2 separate regions of the Homo sapiens genome follow, and region 2 is linked to region 1. The links are chromatin contacts, found by Hi-C or POLR2A ChIA-PET in ENCODE. All regions are on one chromosome and are shown on one strand. The core of a region is the stretch at or near the end of the contact, and the rest is flanking DNA. Distances in the headings are between cores, read along the strand shown. Region 1 holds the start of MON1A (MON1 vesicular trafficking associated A). Region 2 overlaps SEMA3F-AS1 (SEMA3F antisense RNA 1).

Evidence for each region. Hi-C counts contacts between places; a loop is a spot of excess contacts on that map. ChIA-PET counts read pairs that join two places held with the same protein, here RNA polymerase II (POLR2A). Pooled maps may share reads with other maps.
Region 2: a pooled map shows a loop between it and region 1 (2.8-fold over the local background). The contact joins the enhancer-like site here to the promoter of MON1A in region 1. A Hi-C loop is called at or near these places in 2 of 50 pooled maps. POLR2A ChIA-PET finds 5 or more read pairs at or near these places in 4 of 52 experiments (AG04450, HepG2, PC-3 and 1 more).

What each region holds. Positions count from the first base shown.
Region 1 is chr3:49,928,392-49,931,091 of GRCh38, forward strand. MON1A (MON1 vesicular trafficking associated A) reads right to left here and starts at 1,420. Exons shown (of 6, transcript NM_032355.4): 1 at 1,218-1,420. RefSeq lists a silencer at 1,127-1,476.
Region 2 is chr3:50,120,460-50,123,159 of GRCh38, forward strand. SEMA3F-AS1 (SEMA3F antisense RNA 1) reads right to left here. Exons shown (of 4, transcript NR_135301.1): 3 at 2,066-2,129. Among named protein-coding and RNA genes, the nearest start is that of RBM5-AS1, 21 kb to the left of the region's middle. RefSeq lists enhancers at 1-717, 718-1,595, 2,581-2,700. Within about 2 kb of position 1,257, at least 3 of the 41 ENCODE cell types and tissues checked have a DNase peak (open chromatin) inside an H3K27ac peak, as active enhancers do.

The DNA.
Region 1 (2,700 bases), core at 170-2,669:
AGGAGGTCTCTTAGAACCAGCCCCAGATGCCCCTTCTCAGGGAACCCTTCTCAGACAACCCCTCTAGAAGCCCCAGGCCTTGCTTTTCCTAGAAGTGCCCTGCTATGCCTGTGAGCAATGTCACCAAACAAGTTGGCTCAATCAGCCCTTGTAGTGTGCCTCTCTCACTCAGGCAGCCTTGGAGCAGAGAAGGCCTTCAGAAGCCCCTCCCTACTGACTCCCTACCACTCCTGCTCCCTCTTCTTGCTTGGATAGCACTTCATTTCACCTTAACCCTTTGGAGCGGCCTGTCTGGAAAGGAGGTGCCAGGATACAGGATGTGTGGCAGACAAGGCCCAGGTGAGGCTGTGCTATGGCTGCTTCAGCAGGATGCCTACTCCATGCTGAGATCACAGTCTGGTCCTTGTCACTTCTGGCGGTTACTTCCCTCCCTGACAAAGGGTGCTCACTCTCCCTCTGCAAACTTGTGCCCAGAAAGGGTGGCTCACCCAGTACAAGGGACAACCCAGTTGCACCAGGCAAACTGGTGCAAAGTCCGGCCAGGCGCAGTGGCTCATGCCTGTAATCCCAGCACTTTGGGAAGCTGAGGCAGGCAGATCACCTGAGGTCAGGAGTTCAAGACGAGCCTGGCCAACATGGTGAAACCCCGTCTCTACTAAAAAAATACAAAAATACAAAAAATTAGCTGGGCGTGGTGGCGCATGCCTGTAATCCCAGCTACTCGGGAGGCTGAGGCAGGAGAATCGCTTGAACCTGGGAGGCGGAGGTTGCAGAGAGCTGAGATCACACCACTGCACTCCAGACTGGGCAACAAGAGTGAAACTCCGTCTAAAAACAACAAAGCAAAGACCCAAGCCCCTTCCAGGTGCTGCCCCGCTCATCCCAGTTACCTCTGTTGCTTTTTGAGAAGACTCTACCGGCCGAATATGTGTACGTTTGTTGGCGGGGCGGGGGTGGGGGAGTGGGGAGAGTCCTACCTGGCCACTGCCCCCTACCGGATCTCGCCCTCCCAGCCAAAGGATGGGTTCCAGATCTCGCCTTTTGTATTCCCCAGCTGGGGACTAGCCGGCTGAGGGACCGCAGGGAGACACAGTCTTCCCATTGCAAACGATAGCGTTGATGGCTGGAGGCCCCCGTCTTCAAGCCCCTCCCTCCAAAGATGACAGCTCTCCAGTCTCTAGGTGCCTCCAGGCCACGTGGGCTGGCAGTCAACTCACCTGTTTCTCAGAGGAGTCCAGGACGCACAGAAGGTGCCGGTCACTGCCCTCTGCCGGACCCATGGAGGGGTAAGGGTGTCCGGCCGGGGCCGGCCTGAGGGCACAGCTTCGCGGGGCCCCGGCCCCCTGCGTACACAGACATGGCCACAGCGCAGGCACCGCTCCCTCCCACCGCCCTCACCCGGCCGCCGGTGCAGGAAGATAGCTTTCGCCGGCCTCTCGCGGCCAAGGCCCAGCTCCAGCCGCTCAGCCCGACTCGGCCCGCCCCCGGGGTGCATTGTGGGAAATGTAGTCCTTAGCGTTTGGCCGCCTGCGGCGCCGAGGGACTGGTTCTGGGCTCCTAGTCCCAGCAGAGCCGTGGGCAGGTCCTGACCCGGGTCCGCGATTGCCTCATCCGGCGCCGCCTTCTAGGGGCCTGGGCGCCTCCTCCGAGTCTAGAGTCCCACACAGAACAGCCCTGGACTCTGGGCCTCTCCGTCCGAGCCAGCTAGCAGTTCATTTCAAGTGAGAGAAAGGGACGTTAGGATTGTTTCTCCCACTGATTGTGGAAGGACAGTGCAAGTTTGGGGGACTGGATAAATGTCATTAGTGGGCCCAGCCACACAGGCTGTAAAGGATGTGGGCATGCGCAAAAGTCGCACTAATTGTTTCTAAAAACATATTTGTAGCCACGTTTTAATGTATCAGTATAATGCTCTAGAACGGTAGTTCTCAACTCTGACGGCACATAGAATAAGCCGGGAAGCTTTAAAAAAAAAAAAAAAGAACTAGGACGGGCGAGGCGGCTCACGCCTGTAATCCCAACACTTGGGAGACCGAGGTGGGCGGATCACTTGAGGTCAGGAGTTCCAGACCAGCCTGGCCAACATGGTGAAACCCCATCTCTACTAAAAATACAAAAACTAGCCAGGCTTGATGGCGTGTGCCTGTAGTCCCAGATACTCGGGAGGCTGAAGTGGGATTCCAGGAGGTCGAGGTTGCTGTGAGCCATGATCATGCCCTGCACTCCAGCCTGAGCACCAGAGCGAGACCCTGTCTCAAAAACAACAACAAAAAAACTAATGCCTGGACACCAGCCCTAGAGATTTTGATTTAATTGAATTTAGAGTAGGGTGGAGTGTTGGGGAGCCAGGCATCACTATTGTTTTAAAAGCTCCCCAGGTGATTTACCATTGCAAAGAATCATTGTTTGTAATTTCCTAGACGCAAAGCAATAAAAACAACAGGAAAACAGTCAACAACAGGCTCTCCCAAAAGACCCTTATTTTTAGAGATGGTTTTAAAAAGTAAAATTAGTGTTTGGCACCACTGCTCATGTTCTTTTCTGAAGCAATTAATTCACTTTACAGCCTTATGGTTAATTCTCCCAAAAGTTAATAGGATGAAAAAAAAAGTCAGATCACTCCTCTGACTTTCCCTGCTGCTCCACAAGCACCTGGGGGCAGTGTCCTTTTCCTCTCTAAGCCCTACACTGGAGTTAGGG
Region 2 (2,700 bases), core at 7-2,506, 190 kb after region 1:
CGCAAATGCAGAAGCCCCAAGCCTGGGTTTCTGCAGAGTAAGGCTTGGGAACTTCACAAATGAGGGCCCAAGCGCCCAGAGCTGGGGTGGAGAGTGTGTCACAGATCTGGTCTACAGAAGTTGGATAAGAAACTGGCCTCACCTCCAGAGCCCTCACGGCATCAAGGGTGATGCTGGTGTTCCTCGCACCTGAGCAGCAGTCCTGAGTACCCTAATTAGACCCTTTTGACATCCGGCCCGGAAAGCTCTTCCAGGTGAGCATACCCAGAATAGGATCTGGGAAGCTCTTAATTATATGTACCCAGCTCAGCAAAGGTTGGGTGGAAGCGTCTTCCCTAGGGGAGCCATGGCCAGGCATTAATAGGAGCCAGCCCTCTAGCAGCCTCAGATTGACTTCCCAGCACCCGGAAGGGCACCTCAACCTGTCCCACACTGCTGGTGCTTAGAGTTACCTGTCAAAGCTGCTCAAGGCTCTCCCATGTGTGCTGTGGACCACGGCATCTGTTGTCAACACCAGCGTGGCCTTTCCTATGAACATGAAGCTGAGGGTTCCTGTGAATGTGAGGGTCTGAGCCAGCTCCTCAGAGATGGAGGCTCCCTCCTCTGGCCTCACCTGTTACCAGCATACCTAGCCAGGTGACTGCAGCCTTCACCCTGCATCTAAATTGATGGCCCCAGTCCTTGAGGTTTGACAGGCTGTTATCTTGGGCCCAGGTATCCTGCAAGACCATATTTGGGTGATCCTTCTGGTTTGGAAGCACTAGGATCCCAAGCATCCTCCTGACTGGCCCATCAGGGTTTACTCCAATCCCAAGCCCGGTTAAATGTGCTGTGTGCTGCCCATAGGGCCACCATTCCTCTTAGTCCTGTGTGATGTTGAGATGCTGTGAGAGTAGTGCAATCCTCTCAATCAGGGGAACCCAAATCTTGAATTTGAACGGTGCTCTTACTGAACTAGAAGGAGCCTCCAAGGATTCCCAAGTCCAGACTGCCCTTGGCTGGGACAGCTGCTACAACGTGCAAGGCTTTGAGGGCCGTCCAGGAGCAGCTGTCATGGCTGTGCATCAAACAAGTTTCAAAGCCCAGATGAGCATCCCGGCCTGAGCTAAGCTCCCCAGGCATGCATAGTCTGGCTGGGGGTCTCAAGGGCGCCCAGATCCCAGCCACCCCGATTCCGGAGGAATGAATGCCCTCAGGGACAGGTGGGGTGTGGGGGAAGATTGCCCACAGTCGATACTGGAGGAGGGTACTGTGTTGTTGGTGGCCACCAGGTGGCAGCATTCCATCATCTTTCCAGCCAGGCTGGTATAGGTGGTGGTAAGGAGAGGACTTCCCACCAAGTCCTGAGGTACTGGAGGTTCCCAGGGGCTCTCTCCACGTCTCTGGGACTCAAGGAGACCTGGCTAGAACTTCGGCCTTGAAACTTTCTGGAGTCAGGCAGGTGCCAAGTCTGCCTGCCTTGCAAGTTCCTGAGGGTCTCTGACCCCCAGGGACCCCCTCTGGCTAGATGGGGAAGTCGTCCCCACAGCGCCCAATGGGGCAAGAGCCAGGCTGACCCTGTGCACAGTAGGCACTTCCCTCTCAGCAATTCTTTCTGACCCAGGTAAATAATTTCTGCAGTCGATAAAGTGCATTTCTGCCTCTCACTCCCTTTCCCTACCACGTGCTTATTGACTCACAGAAGCACTGTTGCTAGAGCATCAGATTCTCAGCTTCTGTCCCTACAGCCCATGGGGAGTTGGAGCCCAGCTTGTCCAGGGCTCCCAGATGGAAGCAGGGGATGCCTGTAGTCCTTCACCCCAGTCTCCCAGAAGGTGGCAGGAGGGAGGTGGACTCATGGACTTGGGTTAAGGTCAGAACCCTATAGGGTGGGCCACACCCAGCCAGACAGAACTTTCCAGCAGAAGGTATGAGCCAGGGGCAGGGCCCTCCCATCCTGCTTAGTCCAAGCTGCACTGCCATCCCATTTAAAGAGGAAACTGAGATTCAAAGCTGTTGCTGGACTGGGCTGCTGCTGGCAACTGCTGCCCCATCACCACTCCAGTGCAGTAGAATTGGGTCTCACCTGCAGGTACAAGGTTGAGGTCCAGCCCTGGAGTGAGCTGGGTCTTGGGATGCCTCCCAGTGCCCTGAGGAAAGAGGAGAAAGACAGGGAGAGGCAGGTGAAGACAACCAGAGGCAAAGTGAGGCCTAGAGGATGCTGGAAAGAGAAGCTGGAGGAGTCTGCAGCAGCCACAAGGGGACGGAGGAGGCTGAGGGGGCAAGATAACGTGGGATGGGGCCGCCAGGTCTAGAGGAGTTGGTTCTGCGCTACCCACGGGTGCTGAGATAGGCCTCTGATCTTGGGGTGAATTCTGCACACCAATGGGGGAGGCCGAGGCAGGTGGCCAAGAGAGGAGGGGCTAGGGTGCCTGCTCGCGTCCTCTGCTGCTTTTATGTGCAACGGAGGCTCCAGGAGCCCCTGGCTCTCAGCTCTGGGCGGGCATCACCATCCTGAGTCTGGCTGGACAGGAGCTATTTGAGAATGATTCATGGATGTAATTAAGCCTCCCCCCACCATCCCCTAGTGTGGGCCTGGAACAGGGTCAGGTGCAGGTGTGGGAGCCCTGCCCAGCCTGTCCTGCAGGGTTGGGTTCAGCCTAGGGCCCCCTGGCCCAGCACAGCCTACCACCACCTAAGGGCGCCTAGCCTCAATCTGTA